2 separate regions of the Homo sapiens genome follow, and region 1 is linked to region 2. A link is an interaction called in ENCODE POLR2A ChIA-PET data of the cell type or tissue named here. Cell type or tissue: Caco-2. All regions are shown on one strand. Links, peaks and the distances in the headings refer to the core of each region. The heading gives the core; the rest is flanking DNA. Region 1 overlaps KIAA1671. Region 2 overlaps KIAA1671.

The links. Peaks named below come from ENCODE experiments on the same cell type or tissue, not always from the same donor. Only the 100,000 strongest peaks of a DNase experiment are listed, where the experiment ranks them.
Region 1: POLR2A ChIA-PET joins it to region 2 with 12 read pairs; 2 of 35 experiments call an interaction of 5 or more read pairs at or near these places.

What each region holds. Positions count from the first base shown.
Region 1 is chr22:25,032,033-25,040,362 of GRCh38, forward strand. It overlaps KIAA1671, which reads left to right. Exons shown (of 13, transcript NM_001145206.2): 4 at 577-664; 5 at 6,728-8,330. Among named protein-coding and RNA genes, the nearest start is that of KIAA1671-AS1, 76 kb to the right of the region's middle. In Caco-2, for the core only: no CTCF peak of the experiment used is centred there; a DNase peak (open chromatin) is centred at 4,630.
Region 2 is chr22:25,120,473-25,128,802 of GRCh38, forward strand. All of the region lies in intron 6 of KIAA1671, which reads left to right. Among named protein-coding and RNA genes, the nearest start is that of KIAA1671-AS1, 12 kb to the left of the region's middle. RefSeq lists an enhancer at 3,361-3,530. In Caco-2, for the core only: no CTCF peak of the experiment used is centred there; no DNase peak of the experiment used is centred there.

The sequences.
Region 1 (8,330 bases), core at 52-8,051, 89 kb before region 2:
TTGAGGTGGGGAAAACGAGGCCCAAAGAGGGCCCTGGTGATCCAGAGAGGCAGAGACAGACCTGGGCCCCCACACATTCCCTGACAGCCCACTACCCTTCAGTCTGGGGGCTGCTCTGAGGTGGGGCTGCTGTTTTACCTGGCACTGCTAACAACAGCCATTCATTATCCCTCCTGGGGCATCTTCACTCTTCCCTAAACGCCCTCACGTAGCTATTAGGGCCTTGAGTAGCCTCTTATCTGCCCCATAAAAGGGATGGGGAGGTGTTAATTATCCCTGTTTTATAGATGAAGAAACAGAGGCTCAGGTGAGGTCACAAGCCTAAACCAAGCTCCCCCAGTGAAGAGGCAGTAGAGCTGGGACTAGCACCTGGGTGTCTTCCCCCAGCTGGGGCTCCTCCACCCCAGTAATGCTGTGTTTGAGGTAGGCTCTCCCCACTGGGCAGTTCTCCTTTTGGTAAGTGGAAAGGAAATGTCCTTTCTGAAGGTTACTTGGCCTGGCCTCCTGAGCTGGTGTGTGGGCTGGGGGGAATAACAGCTTCCAGCTCCATGAAGGTAACTCAGATCTCTGTACCAGGTTTTCAAGTTCAGCTTCCAGCAACGAAGTCAAATATGAGAAGAGTGCTGAGCTGAGCGGCGAGTTTCCTAAGGAACCGAGAGAAAAGGTAAGGAGTGGCTGTGTAGCACGTCTCTCATTAACCAGCGGGCAGTTATGGCTGCTGGAGAAAGAGCCTCCATGATCTTCTAGGCCCCAGGAAGACTCAGAAACATGTCATGCACACGATAAAACATTTTTTCTTCTAATGTTGGGACTTTGAAGTCCCTTTTGGCATGAAGAGTTGTGATTCCCTACTCCCAGGTGTTAAATGCTGTTTACAAATGTTATCAGGCATTTTTTTTCTTCGCAAAGAGGCAGAGGGGCATGGCTTTCTTATATAGGAGTGCCTGCTTTGTTAAAATACTAAAATTTAGGTTTAAGATGTTAATAGAAACTCCTTCAAGGTCCTTCATAGTGGTTCTTATTGCCTTCCCCTTACTTACCACCTAGCCATAGAAGGAAGAAGTAGGTGGCTGGGCACAGTGGCTCACATTTGTAATCCCAGCACTTTGGGAGGCTGAGGTGGAGGGAGGATTGCTTGAGCCCAAGAGTTTGAGACCAGCCTGGGCAACATAGTGAGACTCTTATCTCTAAAAGAAAAAAAAAATTTTTTTTAATTAGCCAGATGTGGTTGTGCATGCCTATAGTTCTAGTTAAGGCTGAGGCAGGAGGATTGCTTGAGCTCAGGACTTTGAGGCTGCAGTGAGCCATGATCATGCCACTGCACTCTAGCCTGGGCGACAGAGTGAGACTTGTCTCTAAAAGAATAAAAATGTAAATTAAAACAAAAAGAAGTAGGTTACCAGCAATTAAATTGCTTGAAAAGTATTTTTATTTCATCTTTTTAATAAGAGAAAACTCATAAAATTGTCTCCTAGCGAAAACCGGTTTGTGGTTGATGCTTTCTGCAGAGTCTTAGTTGTTTTTTTGGTTGGTTTGTTTTCGTTTTTTTTTTTTTTTTTTTTTTTTGATGGAGTCTCCCTCTGTCGCTCAGGCTGGAGTGCAGTGATGTGATCTCGGCTCGCTGCAAGCTCCGCCTCCCGGGTTCAAGCAATTCTCCTGCCTCAGCCTCCCAAGTAGCTGGGACTACAGGTGCCCGCCACCATGCCCGGCTTATTTCTTTTGTATTTTTAGTAGAGTTGGGGTTTCACCATGTTAGCCAGGATGGTCTCGATCTCCTGACCTCGTGATCTGCCCGCTTCGGCCTCCCAAAGTGCTGAGATTACAGGTGTGAGCCACCGTGCCTGGCCCAGTTTTTTTAAAAACAGCTTTGAGATACAATTGACATACAGGAAAGAGCACAGATTTAACACATTCAACTTGGTGAGTTTCCTATGTGTGTACAACCTGTGAAACCACCATCACAGTCAGAATAGCGAACATCTCCATCCCAGGCAAAAGGTTCCTCATGCCACTTTGTTTTTTTTTTTTTTTGGAAACGGAGTTTTGCTTGTTGCCCAGGCTAGAGTGCAGTGGTGCGATCTTGGCTCACAGCAACATCCACCTCCCAGGTTCAAGTGATTCTCCTGCCTCAGCCTCCCGAGTAGCTTGGATTACAGGCACCCACTACCACGCCTGGCTAATTTTTGCATTTTTAGTAGAGACGGGGTTTCGCTGTGTTGGCCAGGCTGGTCTTGCACTCCTGACCTCAAGTGATCCACCCACCTCGGCCTCCAAAAGTGCTGGGGTTACAAGTGTGAGCCACCACACCCGGCCACGACGTTGTAATCTCTCCCTTCCCCTGCTCTTCCCAGCCCATCACAGGTCTGCTTTCTGTCCGTGTAGATTAGTTTGCATTTTCTAGACTTTAGTATAAATGGAATCAGTCCTCTTTTTTTTTTTGCCCTTGCTTGTTCACTCAGAGTAATTATGTTGAGATCATTCATGGTGTAGCATGTATCAGTAGTTCATTCCTTTCTGTTGCTGACTAGTATTCTATTTGTGTGAGTAGACCACAATTCGTTTATCCATTCACCTTTTGATGGACAATTGGGTTGTTATCTGTTTGGGGCAATTACCAGTGAAGCTGCTGTGAACATTTGTGGACAAGGCTTTGTAAGAGCTTCTATTTCTTTTCTTTTCTTTTTCTTTTTTAATTTTTTAATTTATTATTATTTTTCATTTTTGAGATGGAGTCTCGCTCTGTTGCCCAGGCTGGAGTGCAATGGCGCGATCTCGGCTCACTGCAAGCTCCGCCTCCTGGGTTCACACCATTCTCCTGCCTCAGCCTCCTGAGTAGCTGGGACTACAGAGGCCCGCCACCACGCCTGGCTAATTTTTTGTATTTTTAGTAGAGATGGGGTTTCACCGTGTTAGCCAGGATGGTCTCCATCTCCTGACCTTGTGAGCCACCTGCCTCGGCCTCCCAAAGTGCTGGGACTACAGGCATAAGCCACTGCGCCTGGCCTTTTTTTTTTTTTTTTTTTCTAATTTTTGAGACAGAGTCTTACTCTGTTGCCTGGGATAGTACAGTCACGTGATCTCAGCCCACTGCAACCTCTGCCTCCTGGGTTCAAGTAATTCTCCTGCCTCAGCCTCCTGAGTAGCTGGGGACTACAGGCACGTGCCTCTATGCCCACTTAATTTTTTGTATTTTTAGTAGAGATGGGGTTTCACCATGTTGGCCAGGCCAGTCTTGAACTCCTGACCTCAGGTGATCTGCCTGCCTTGGCCTCCCAAAATGCTGGGATTATAGGTGTGAGCCACCGCGTCCGGCCAGGACTTCTATTTTCTTTTCTCTTGGGTAAACATCTAGGAGTAGAATGGCTGGATCATATGGTAGATGCATGTTTTATGTTTTAAGAAACTTCCGTGGAGTTTTAAAAATAACACCAGTGCTTGGTTTCAAGCTTGTACCCATCTCAGTACATCACCAACAAAAGTGGGCTGGCTTTGAATGGCAATACCCACCACCACTCTTGGAGGCAGCGGTTTGCCCTGCAAGTTTTATTGTTGCATTTTCTGAATCATTTCTTTGAAAATGGTTAGGAGTGATACCATTTAAGTAATTAAAGCTCCTTATATTTGTATTAAAATGCTGTAGTGACAGCAGCAGCAAGGGCAAAAAGGCTGTGTGTGGCGAGAGTGGCAAAATGTTGATTGTCATTAAATTGGGGGGATGGGTTGGGCAAGTTCATTATTTTCTCTGTAATTTTGTGTATGTTTAAAACTTTAAAGAAAGGAATAGTTAAGAAATAAACCCTTGCTTTACATGTGATGAGATTTTATCTCTATAAGTAGACTTTATGTGTGTGTGTATGTGGGTGTGTTTATTGTAGTAAAATACACATAACAGGCTGGATGTGGTGGCTCATGCCTATAATCCCAGAACTTTAGGAGGCCAAGGTGGGAAGATTGCTTGAGGCCAGGAGTTTGAGGCTGCAGTGAGCTCTGATTATACCACTGCACTCCAACCTGGGCAACAGAGCGAGATGCTGTCTTTATTTTATTTATTTATTTATTTTTTTAGAGATGGAATTTCGCTCTTGTTGCCCAGGCTGGAGTGCAATGGCACAATCTCAGCTCACTGCAACCTCTGCCTCCTGGGTTCAAGCGATTCTCCTGCCTCAGCCTCCTGAGTAGCTGGGATTACAGGCATGCGCCACCACACCTGGCTAATTTTGTGTTTTTAGTAGAGACAGGGTTTCTCCATGTTGGTCAGGCTGGTCTCGAACTCCCGACCTCAGGTGATCCACCCGCCTCGGCCTCCCAAAGTGCTGAGATTGCAGGCATGAGCTACCGTACCTGGCTGAAATCCTGCCTTTAAAAAGAAAAAAAGTACACATAACATAAAATATATCATTTTAACTATTTTTAAAGAAAAATAATGAATTTGTGAAATTTACAAAATTTACAAAGTTTCAAAAATTCGGTCTTTCTAATATATATATAAATAATACAAAGAGAGTTCTGAAAGGCTCTTCAAGGATCATAACCCATTGGTAATAGCTGTTATCCAAGAAAAGGGACTGGTATTTGAACAAGGGAACAAAAATGATTTGAACTTTGGCCGGGCGTGGTGGCTCACACCTGTAATCCCAGCACTTCGGGAAGCCAAGGTGGGTGGTTCACCTGAGGTTGGGAGTTCAACACCAGCCTGACCAACATGGAGAAACCCCATCTGTACTAAAAATACAAAAAAAAAATTAGCCAGGCGTGGTGGTGCATGCCTGTAATCCCAGCCACTCGGGAGGCTGAGGCAGGAGAATCACTTGAATCTGGGAGGCAGAGATTGCGGTGAGCCGAGATCGCGCCATTGTACTCCAGCCTGGGTGACAAGAGCGAAACTCCATCTCAAAAAATAAAAATAAAAAATAAAAAAAGCTTTGAACTTTGTATTGTTTGGATTCCTTTACAATCAAAATGGATTCATGTATTGTTTATGTAAAATTTACGTATTAAAATATAAACAGTCCAGGTGCGGTGGCTTGTGTTTGTAATCTCAACACTTTGGGAGGCTGAGGCAGGTGGATCACTTGAAGTCAGCAGTTCAAGACCAGCCTGGCCAACGTGGTGAAATGCCGTCACTACTAAAAACACAAAAATTGGCTGGGTGTAGTGATGCATGCCTGCACTTTCAGCTACTCGGGAGGCTGAGGCAGAAAAATCGCTTGAATCCGGAAGGCGGAGGTTGCAGTGAGCCGAGATCGTGCCATTGCACTCCAGCCTGGGCAAAAGAGCAAGACTCCATCACAAAAATATGTATATATGTGTATATTGCAAAAAAATATATATGTGTATATATGTATATATGTGTATATATGTATATATGTATATATGTGTGTATATATATGTGTGTGTATATATTTCAACAAAGGTTTACAGTCAGTGTTTTTAGAGCACTTCAATGGCATTCCATCATCTACAGTAGGGGTTAGCAAACTGTGCCCCTGGCCTTATTATAACCATTTTAAAGTGCACAACTGAGTGGCATTAAGGACGTTTTCAGTATTATGTAAGCATCACCACTATCTAGTTCCAGAATCTTCTATCACCTCAAATGGAAACCTTGTGTCCTCGTCTCCCATTCCCAGGCATCCAGTAATCCACTTTCTGTCTATGGATTTACCTATGATGTGTATATATATTTATATTTATATATATGCTGTATATAAATGGAGTCTTATATAGCTTTTTGACTGGCTTCTTTTGCTTAGCATAGTATTTTCAAAATTCATCCACGGTGTAGGATGAATCAGTATTTAATTCCTTTTATTTATTTATTTTTTTAGACAGAGACTCACTCTGTCACCCAGGCTGGAGTGCAGTGGCACGACCTCGGCTCACTGCAATCTCCGCCCTCCAGGTTCAAGCAATTCTCTTGCCTCAGCCTCCTGAGTTGCTGGGATTACAGCCGTGTGCCACGACACCCAGCTAGTATTTTTAGTAGAGAACGGGGTTTCACCATGTTGACCAGGCTGGAGTCTTGAATTCCTGAGCTTAGGTGATCCACTTGCTTTGGCCTCCCAAAGTGCTAGGATTACAGGTTTGAGCCACCGCACCTGGCCTTTAATTCCTTTTAAAAGATTATTATTATTTTATTTTATTTTTTTGGTGTAGACAAGGTCTCACTATTTTGCCCAGGCTGGTCTTGGACTCCTGGACTTAAGCGATTCTCCCATCTCAGCCTCCCAAAGTGCTGAGATTACAGGCGTGAGCCACCGCGCCTGGCTGGATCTGCCTCTTTCTGTGGTAACAAATGCCTGTGCAGTAGTCCATCGTTTGGAGATAATTGAAATTTAGCCAATGCTTTTCCAGTGAGCATTCAGGTTGTTTCTGTGTTCTTTTGCTTGCACCAACGGTGCTGTCTCAACTTTCTTGTTTGTGTAGGCTTGTGCATGTGGACAAAGTCCTGGGAGGAACTTGGCCGGATAAAAGGAAATGAGTATTTTAACATCAGGATAGATACATTGCTTTGCCCAAAGTCGGGTTCATTTATGTTCTCTCCAACAGTATCTGAGTGTCCATTTCCCCACATCCTCACCCACACTGGGTGTGTTCATTCTTTTCAATTTTATGGTATTTCATTGTTTTAATTATACAAGCAGCCCTTTCAATTACTCCACTTTTTCCTTTCCATCTCAAATCCTTAAACACTGAGGTGTTTCTTTTTCTTTTTGTTTCTTTCCAGCAAAAGGAGGGGCACAGTTTGGATGGAGCATGCATCCCGAGAAGCCCCTGGAAGCCTGGGACACTCCGGGATAAGTCCAGGCAGACGGAGCAGAAGGTTAGCTCTAACCAAGACCCCGACAGCTGTCGCGGTGGAAGCTCAGTGGAGGCCCCGTGCCCTTCTGACGTCACTCCAGAGGATGACCGGAGCTTCCAGACTGTGTGGGCCACAGTATTTGAGCACCACGTGGAGAGACACACAGTGGCTGACCAGTCGGGACGTTGTCTCTCCACCACACCCCCTGGTGACATGGCCCATGCCCGTGTCTCAGAACCCAGGCCGAGGCCTGAGATGGGCTCTTGGCTGGGCAGGGACCCACCAGACATGACAAAACTGAAGAAAGAGAACTCCAGAGGGTTTGACAATCCCGAGACGGAGAAATTGGGACCAACCACCCTTTTGAATGGTGAACTGAGACCGTATCACACGCCTCTCCGGGACAAATACCCTTTGTCTGAAAACCACAATAATAACACCTTCCTCAAACACTTGGAAAATCCTCCCACATCGCAGAGAATTGAGCCCAGATATGACATTGTGCATGCAGTGGGAGAGCGTGTGCACAGCGAGGCCATCTCACCGGCACCGGAGGAGAAAGCGGTCACGCTCCGCAGCCTCAGGTCTTGGCTCTCACTGAAGGACAGGCAGCTGTCCCAGGAGGTCACCCCTGCTGACCTGGAGTGTGGTTTGGAAGGTCAGGCGGGGTCCGTCCAAAGGGCCAGTTTGATTTGGGAAGCTCGAGGCATGCCTGAGGCTAGTGGACCGAAGTTTGGGGGCAATTGCCCGTTTCCCAAATGGACAGGCGGGGCAGTGGTGAGCTCGCACAAAGCCACCGTGGCAGTCAGCGAAGAGCACTGTGCTCCCGGGGCCACCTCCGTCAGGGCTATCAAGGCTGCCATCTGGGAAAGCCAGCATGAGGGGCCAGAGGGGGCCAGAAGCAAGCCAGGAGTGGGAGCAAGGGGCCCACCCCAGGGATGCCCCCTCGATCCTCTTTCCAGGGCTACGAATGGGCCTTCTGACTCCCAAGCACGAACACATCCAGATGCATTTGCTGTGCAGAAAGGGCCCTTCATTGTAGCCGCCAGGGAGGGTGATCCAGGGCCGGCCCAGGTGCCACAGCCTGCAGTCAGAATGCGGAAAGCCGGCGCCATGGACCAGAGAATGGACAGATGGCGGCGGCGGACTTTACCCCCCAACGTGAAATTTGATACATTCAGTTCTCTTGTCCCAGAGGACTCTCCACATGTGGGGCACAGACGAACAGATTATGTGAGCCCCACAGCCAGTGCCTTAAGAAAACCTCAACTATCCCACTACAGGGTGGAGACCCAGGAGGTGAACCCAGGTGCTTCACGGGACCAGACTTCCCCAGCAGTGAAGCAAGGGTCACCTGTGGAACCCAAGGCGACATTTTTTGCAGTCACCTATCAGATTCCCAATACTCAAAAGGCAAAGGGTGTGGTTCTGTCAGGAGCTGAAAGCTTGCTGGAACATTCTAGAAAAATCACTCCACCCTCGTCTCCTCATTCTTTAACATCCACTTTGGTTTCTCTTGGTCATGAAG
Region 2 (8,330 bases), core at 129-8,128:
CTCTGGGAGAGACCTGGAGTGAATGGAGGGGCAGAACAGAGGGCTTGGGTGCTCCACAGGGATCTGCTTTTGTTAAGTAATGTTAATCTCCTTTCCTGTCTCCCCAACCAACAAAATACGGTGTGCTCAATGTATTCTTGGAACATATAGAAAAATGTAAAGAAAACAAAGCCCACCCATTCTCCTAACATCACATTGATGAAAACCACTCCTAGCATTGGAATGCATTTCCTTCTTGTCTTTTTCCCCCCTCTTCCAAACAAAATTGCCAACCCTCTTTCTCTTTATATCCTTTAAAAAATGTGAAAGTTTTGTATGTCTTTATGACACTTTTAATGCCCTTGCAACATTTGTGTGCTCCATAATTTATTAACCTGTCTGGCTGGACATTTGGGTAATTTCCCGTTCTGGGCTACCAGGAGTGACCCTGCAGGGGCGGGGCCTGCATGTGTACTTCTTCATCTGGATTTCTGAGAGGTCCCCGAGGTTTAAGTAAGCTCACGTTGCTTTCTGTGATCAGAAGGCCCCTTTGTTACTCTCACTTTTCTCTCCCTCTCCCTGCGTTTTCTAATCTCAGATGTTTTGTTCAGACAAATGCTTCTTGCTTCCTCATCAGGAAGTCAGAAATTTCAGGAAGGAAATCTGGATTGATACGCATCACAGGGAGTGTTACGTTTTCGGATTTCATGAAGAATGGAGTCTTTAGTTGGCCGGGCGCGGTGGCTCACGCCTGTAGTCCCAGCACTTTGGGAGGCCGAGGCGGGCGGATCACAAGGTCAGGAGATTGAGACCATCCTGGCTAACACGGTGAAAACCTATCTCTACTAAAAATACAAAAAATTAGCTGGGCAAGGTGGTGGGCGCCTGTAGTCCCAGCTGCTCGGGAGGCTGAGGCAGGAGAAGGGCATGAACCTGGGGGGCGGAGCCTGCAGTGAGCCAAGATCACGCCACTGCACTCCAGCCTGGGCGACAGAGTGAGACTCCATCTCAAAAAAAAAAAAAAAAAGAGAATGGAGTCTTTAGCAAGAGAAGTCCTTACAAGAGAAATAACAGATTAGTTGTAATGGTGTGCTGGTAAAATGTTTAACAACCCCGTCTTCTTGGGGAAAAAGCTTTGATTGGTAGCATTTGCGCAATTTGGTGGTATAAATACTCCCACCATAGCCAATTGTAAGCTTCTAACTAGTTTTCACTAAACACAAAGTTGGGGAAAGATGGGCAGTAGATTACTGTTCTTTAGTATTTTTACCACACAGATATAATAGACATAAGTGACGGCAAGCCCGTGGAAAATAATAAAATGTAGCAAAGTAATTAGGAAGTGATGAGATGGGAATATTTATTACTTTTGCTTTTAATGTGATTTCTTTAATTGTAAGTTTAGATCGTTTAATCTTCAGTAATGGCTGTGTTTAATACCTGGCTCCTGAAAATTGCAGTTGTCCCTCAGGGGCCAGGACAAGCCAGCTCCAGTATACGCAGCTGGTTAAGAGAGTGAATTGTGGGATCTGGGAGTTGTGAGTTTGAATCCTGGTTCTGCGTCTCCCTTGCTATGTGGCTTTGGGTAGTTTTCCTACTTTTTTAAAGCCTCAGTTTCCTCTTCTGTAAAATGAGGCCAATAATATTATTCCCCCACAATTGCAGTATGTGGAACTGCAGCACAACGCTTGGTGCATAATAGTGAGGTAGGAAGTGGGACTCGACTCCAGAGGCGGGGCTCGGGCACCGGACCACATTGAGGACTAGCTAAAACAGAACCAGGGCAGAAGCAGCTTTCCAATCAGACACGCTTACCAGTGTGACATGTCGGTTTACCATTGATTGCCATGGTAACACCTGGGAGTTACTGTCCCTTTCCCATTGATTGCCATGGTAACACCTGGGAGTTACTGTCCCTTTCCATGGCAATGACCCAATGACCCAAAAGTTACTACCCTTTCCCTAGAGATTTCTGCATAAACTGCCCCTTAGTCTACATGTTATTAAAAGTGGGTATAAATGTGACTACAAAACTGCCCTGAGCTGCCACTCTCTGCCTGTGGGATAGCCCTGCTCTGCTGGGGCTGTCACGGAGCTGGAACACTGCCACTTCAATAAAGCTGTTTTCTTCCATCTCAGCTTGCCCTTGAATTCTTTCTTGGACAAAGCCAAGAACCCTCATGGACTAAGCCCCACTTTGCCTGTCCTGTATCAGTAGGATCTCAGTGAACAGTCATTATTGGCCGGTTGCAGTGGCTCACGCCCATAATCCCAGCACTTTGGGAGGCCGAGGCGGGCCGATCACGAGGTCAGGAGATCGAGACCATCCTGGCTAACATGGTGAAACCCCGTCTCTACTAAAAACACAAAAACATTAGCCAGGCGTGATGGTGGGCGCCTGTAGTCCCAGCTACTCAGGAGGCTGAGGCAGGAGAATGGTGTGAACCCGGGAGACAGAGCTTGCAGTGAGCTGAGATCGCGCCACTGCACACCAGCCGGGGCGACAGAGCAAGACTCCATCTCACAAAAAAAACAAAAACAGTCATTATCATCATCACCATTGTTATCTGATCAGAGCTTAATAGTTGGCAAGGCACAGTCAAACATGATAGCCTCTAAGGTGGTCCTCTCAGTGATTCTTGCCTTCAGTTATTCACACTGTTGTGAAGTCCCCTTCTATGCTGTACTGGGTTGGTCAGTGTGACCAACAGAATACATGGCATCACTTCTGAGATGAGGTTTTTTTTTTTTTTTTTTTTTTTTGAGATGGAGTCTTGCTCTGTCGCCCAGGCTGGAGTGCAATGACGCAATCTCGGCTCACTGCAACCACCCCTTCCTGGGTTCAAGTGATTTTCCTGCCTGGGGACAGTAGCTGGGATTACAGGTACGTGCCAACACACCTGGCTAATTTTTTGTTTTTTCAGTAGAAATGGGGTTTCATCGTGTTAACCAGGATGGTCTCGATTTCCTGACCTTGTGATCCACCCGCCTTGGCCTCCCAAAGTGCTGGGATTACAGGCGTGAGCTACCGTGCCCGGCTGAGATGAGGTTTCAAAAGACACTGCAGCTTCCCTCTTGATCACTCCCTTTCTTGGAGCTTTCACTCTGGGGAAAGCTGCTGTGTCTTGAGGACCCTCAAGCAGCCCTGTAGAGAGGCCCATATGGTGAGGAACTGAAGCCTCCAGTCCACCACCAGCAAGGAACTGAAATCTGGCACACAGGTGAGCTTGGAAGCAGATCTTCCAGCCTGCAGGTGAAACTGCACCTCTGGCCAACAGCTTGACTCCAAACTCATGAGATACCCTGAGCCAGGACCATTCACTGAAATCCTTCCTAGATCCCTGGCTTCCAGAAACGGTGTGAGATAATAAATGTTTGTTGTTTCCACCCACTGAGTTGTGGGGCTATTTGTTACGCAGCCAGAGATAACTAGTACACATTTCTTCTCACTTACGCTTGTGGAAATAGTCCAAGGATGGCCAGGGAGTATTATTTAATGCCTTGTCTTGCAGATGAGTAAATTGAGGTGGGAAGACCTGCCCATGGTCTGTAATGTGTAGGTGTTGGTATTCCCAGTGGATACCTTTCTTGTCTCATGTGTTCTTGCCCATAAAGGAGGCTGGCTGCTCAGCCAGCCTGGGGTCAGGCTCCCAGGGGCTTTTGAGCAGCTCACCCTTTTAGGAGTTGGCATGAATCTCCCAGCATGGGATGGAATTTGTTTCTTGGATTCTAAGTGCCCATTACCCCACTTAACTCATCAAACATTCATTGTAAGAGCTGGGCCATAAACAGCAGCGACCGCTATGCAGAGATATGAGAGCATGGTGGCTTTTCTCCAGCATCAGTTTCTAGTCCAGAGAAGTTCTGTCAGATTGCCCTGCTCCCTTGGAAGGAGGGTCTGAAGCATACCTTATTACTAAGAATTAAAAATTGCAGAGTTTGTGAACACCTTTGACTTTTGTTTTCTAAGCATAGATTTGGTATCTTCTGCTGTTCTTTCTTGATGGCAAGAAAAGAGGGGTGCAGGTAGAATTAGCTGAGTACAGTTCAGAGCTTGGCTCTCCCTTCAGACAGTCCTTAGTTTGAATGCCAGCTTTGCCACTAGTCAGCTTTGGGACCTCAGACAGGTGACTTTAATTCTGCAAGCCTCAGATGCCTTGTGAAGTACCCAGCATGATGCCTGGAACCTCGGAAGTGCATAATAAATGCCAGGCACAGTTGCTATCCTTACAACCTTGATACATTAGTCAGATTAGAGTATGCTATGCTGCAGTAACAAACTGCCAGCTCTCAGACACTTAACACCAAGTGTGTGTTTGTTTTGAGAGAGGGTCTCACTCTGTTACCCAGGCTGGAGTGCAGCATTGTGATCATAGCTCACTGCAGCCTCGACCTCCCAGGCTCATACGATCCTCCCATCTCAGCCTCCCCACTAGCTGGGACTACAGGCATGTGTCACCATGTCTGGCTAATTTTTTGTAGTTTTTGTAGAGATGGGGGTCTCACTATGTTACCCAGGCTGGTCTCGAACTCCTGGGCTCCAGCAGTCCTCCTGCTTCAGCCTCCCAAAGTGCTGGGATTACAGGCATGAGCCACTGTTCCTGACTGTTGGTTTCGTATTCATGCAAAGTTAGCTGCTGGTCCAGGGGCCATCTATAGCAGGCGCCTCTCCAGGTTGTTCGCATCTGGCATCTAGGCCATCTGGGAAGATGTGACTTCTTTGTAAAAATTTCAGAGGAAAAAACTGGAGGGCCACATTCAAGGCAGAGGCTATTGTCCCATTTTACAGATGGGGAAATTAAGGCTTAAAGAGTAACATATTTTAAGCATTGACCATGTGCCAGCCACTGAGCTAAGCAGATTGTCTTAAATCCCTATAGAAACCCCATCCAAGAGGTATTATCTATGTCGGGTCTGTTTTACAAATGATAAAGTTGAGACTTGGGGAGAGGTGAGTTGCCCAGAGTCACCTAGTTCATAGTCGACCAAGCATGGACTCCAGCCCAGGTCTGCTGACGTCTCATTTCTTGTGCCTCCCATTTGAGGAAGTGGATTGAGAGATTTGGGGTTCGTTTCCTGAGAGGTACCATGGTGTAGAACTGGGTTTCACACCATGGTGACATTGACGTTCGGGGCTGGATAATTCTCTGTCATAGGGAGCTGTCCTGGGCACTGTAGGATGCTGAGCAGCATCCCCGGCCTCTGCCCACTAGATGCCTGCACCATCCTTCCCATCCCCAGTTGTGATGCCCAAAAATGTTTCCAGCCATTGCCAAATGTAAGGGGCAAAGTCACCCTGGTTGAGAACCACTGATGTAGATCGTAAGAGCTCATCCTGGGATGTGAGTTCACACCCCTGCCAGTCCTTAAGTAACCATGTGGCCTTACCCAACAGATTCTGGACAAGGCCAAAGTATTAGTAGTAGGCCTTTGGAATACCCTTTTAGGTAATAGAACCTTTGATTCCTGGTGTAATTTTGGGCAAGTCTGTCTGCTCTGATAAAGCGTTTTTCTTTTGCTACAAAGTGGCGCAAACAATATCAGTTCACGGAGTTGTTACGAGAGTGACAGGAGATGCTGGTGGAGGGCACATAGTTCTTTATAAACAGTGGCTTTTATTGTCATTCTAGTTATCACCTGTCAAAGGGGAGGTTCAGATGGGGGCAGATTTTCTGGTGTTTGGAAGTACTCTTCACGGTCTATTAATTCCCAGTCCCTCATCTCCTGGCTCCATGTCCAAATATTTGCTTTCTGCCAAAGCCAGAAGTTATCCAGCACCTCACGTTCCCACCATCACCAGCCTGATTTCTAGAAACAGCCCTTCCCTGGGCACACCTATGATTTAACACCGGTAATTCCTTAATTCGTAGCTAGGAGCCTGTTCTTTTCTTCTTGGTAATTGCCTTCTGCTTTGGGAAGGATGAGGGTTGGATGTGGCAGCCACGTTGCAGACATCTTGGCAGGAAAAACCTGGGATGTTCTGGAGCCTCTGGTGCTGCATTTGAAGAGCGTACAAAGGTAGCCATGCTGGCAGATGACGTGTTGAGTTTCATTATCCATAAATGTTTTTAAATGAGCCCTAGGTGCCCATGTAAACAGGTAGCTGAGGGGCATGAGGTTGGTGTGGAATTGTTCTTCATGGAGGAGTTCCTGAGCCTTGGTTGTCAGAACATCTAGATCCTTCCAGTTCACTTCTTTTTTTGTTACAGCTGAGGAAGCCAAGGCCCAGAGAGGGAGAGAGACCTGTGCAAGGTCACACAGCAAATTGATGACAGACACAGGACTGGAGCTTGGGTTTCTAAATTCATTGTTGAGGCATTGGAGGCCAGGTGATTCTCAACTTTGACATCCTTTGGAGTTGAGCCACAGACAATTACTGAGCTCCTATCATTTGCAAAAAGCCCTGTAGTCAGCTGTGTAATATGTTAAAAATAATGAGACTCCGTCCCTGCATTTGGGTTTTTAGAAAAGTGAGCATATGTGTATCCCAGTTGTGCAGCTTTGAACCAATGTCCTCTCCATTACACTGGCTATGGGCCTCAGTTTCCCCATATGTTTTTTAGAGGTTGTGGTGTGACCTCTTAAGATCTTTGCAGTAAAATCAGCTCAGATTCAAATCCCTGCTCCCCTGTCTACTAGCCATGTGACTTTGAGCAAGACTTTGAGCAAGCCTCAGTTTCCCCATCTGTTAAAAGGGAATCATAATACTCTTCATGGTGGTGAGAATTCCATACAGTAACGAGTGTGCTGGGCACACTGGTAGGTGCTCAGTAGCTTCACTCTGCCTGGCCTCCCTTTTGGACCACCAGGGCTGCTCACAGCTTGGCAACAACATTCCTTCCTCCCAGCTTTTGCACAAGCTGTTCCCTCTGCCTGGAATGACGGAACCGTGGCACAGGCTCCACTGGTGTTTTAAGAGGGTTAAGCCTCTTCTTCAAATGGTGCCATTTTCTCTCCAGAGTGACCCCCAGCCTCGAGTGTTTTAGTTGTTAGAAGGGAGTGAGGTGGACACATGGGCCTGGCATAGAGCCAGCAGCCCCATCCTCTTCTTCCCGGCCTCTTTTGCATCCACTTGGCTTCCCTGCCCCCCTTGCAAGATTCTTCCCATCCCATCCTGCCCCACCCCACCCCTAAGTTGCTACTTGATGATCAAAGCATATTTGTGTGTCATTAACAGCCACGGCTAATTAGGAAGGAAGGGTTAAGTAGGAGGCATTCCTATACACGCCTGGGAGCTGAACAGTTAGAGATTTTTCATATGCTATGTTGGATTTTCTTTTCCTCTTCTCATGCATAAATACAAGTCCTTTTGTGGGGGAGATGAAAAAAGAATGGAGGTCATTAGAGATCTGCTTAGTGAGTTTCCTAATCTTTTCATGGGATGCGGAGCCCCGTGGATTTTCAACAACTTAGTGCCATTGGTTGAAAAATGGTTTCTGAGCTGAATTGTGGTGAAGCGGCTGCTGTGGTTCAGTGGTGTCTGATTGCTGGGATGGGGGTGGAGGAGGAGACAACAGGGGTACAGATGGGCCTGAGTTCAAATCCTGGCACCACACTTCTGACATCTAGGACCTTGGCCAAGGGCCTCAACCTCTTTGAGTTGTGATATCCTTGCATTTACAGAGGGCTAAAGATATGAAGATTGAACTCAAACTTGGGTGGGCATCAGATATATCTTGGGTCCTGGTGCCACGAGGAGAGTACCAGGCAGGTGCCTTGGGGGTCTGAGGAAGGACCCAGAATCTGCTTTGTGTGGCAAGAGCTCTAGGTGAGCCCCAGGTAGAGATGGTTACGTGGACACCGCCCTTTAAGGACCAATCCCTTAATGTTTCTTCATGTTCATAAAAATAAGTAAATAAATACATATCTGATGGATGAATACATGAATGCATGGACCAGTGCATGAACGGATGCCAAGCTCCTAGCTGGCTTCACACCAGGTGTTGGGTGGATGATGAGGGCCCAGCAGAGCTGTGCTATCTTGCCAGGAACATGATTTGGAGAGGCTCAAGATTATAATTCTGAATTTCCTGTTCAACAGCAACTTGTGTCCATGAGGGCAAGTCTCCCTTCTCTGAGGACTACAGAAGACTGTGGGTCTGTTGTGGTCCAGTCTCAAGAACTCAATGGTCAGTCCTTGTCCTGACCAACCGAGAAAGTCTGGTTTTGTTCTCACTCCCCTAATTGGTACCCTCCAGGCTATTTGGGCTTTTCTGTGGGTGCCCCAGCCCCAGCCCCATCTCTTTGCACCCCCATAAGCCATTGCTTTAGACCCAGAGATTCTCACAGCAATGCTAGACTCACAGATCTCCATTTATGTAGCTGTGTGGGACTGGAATCAGGCAGTATTC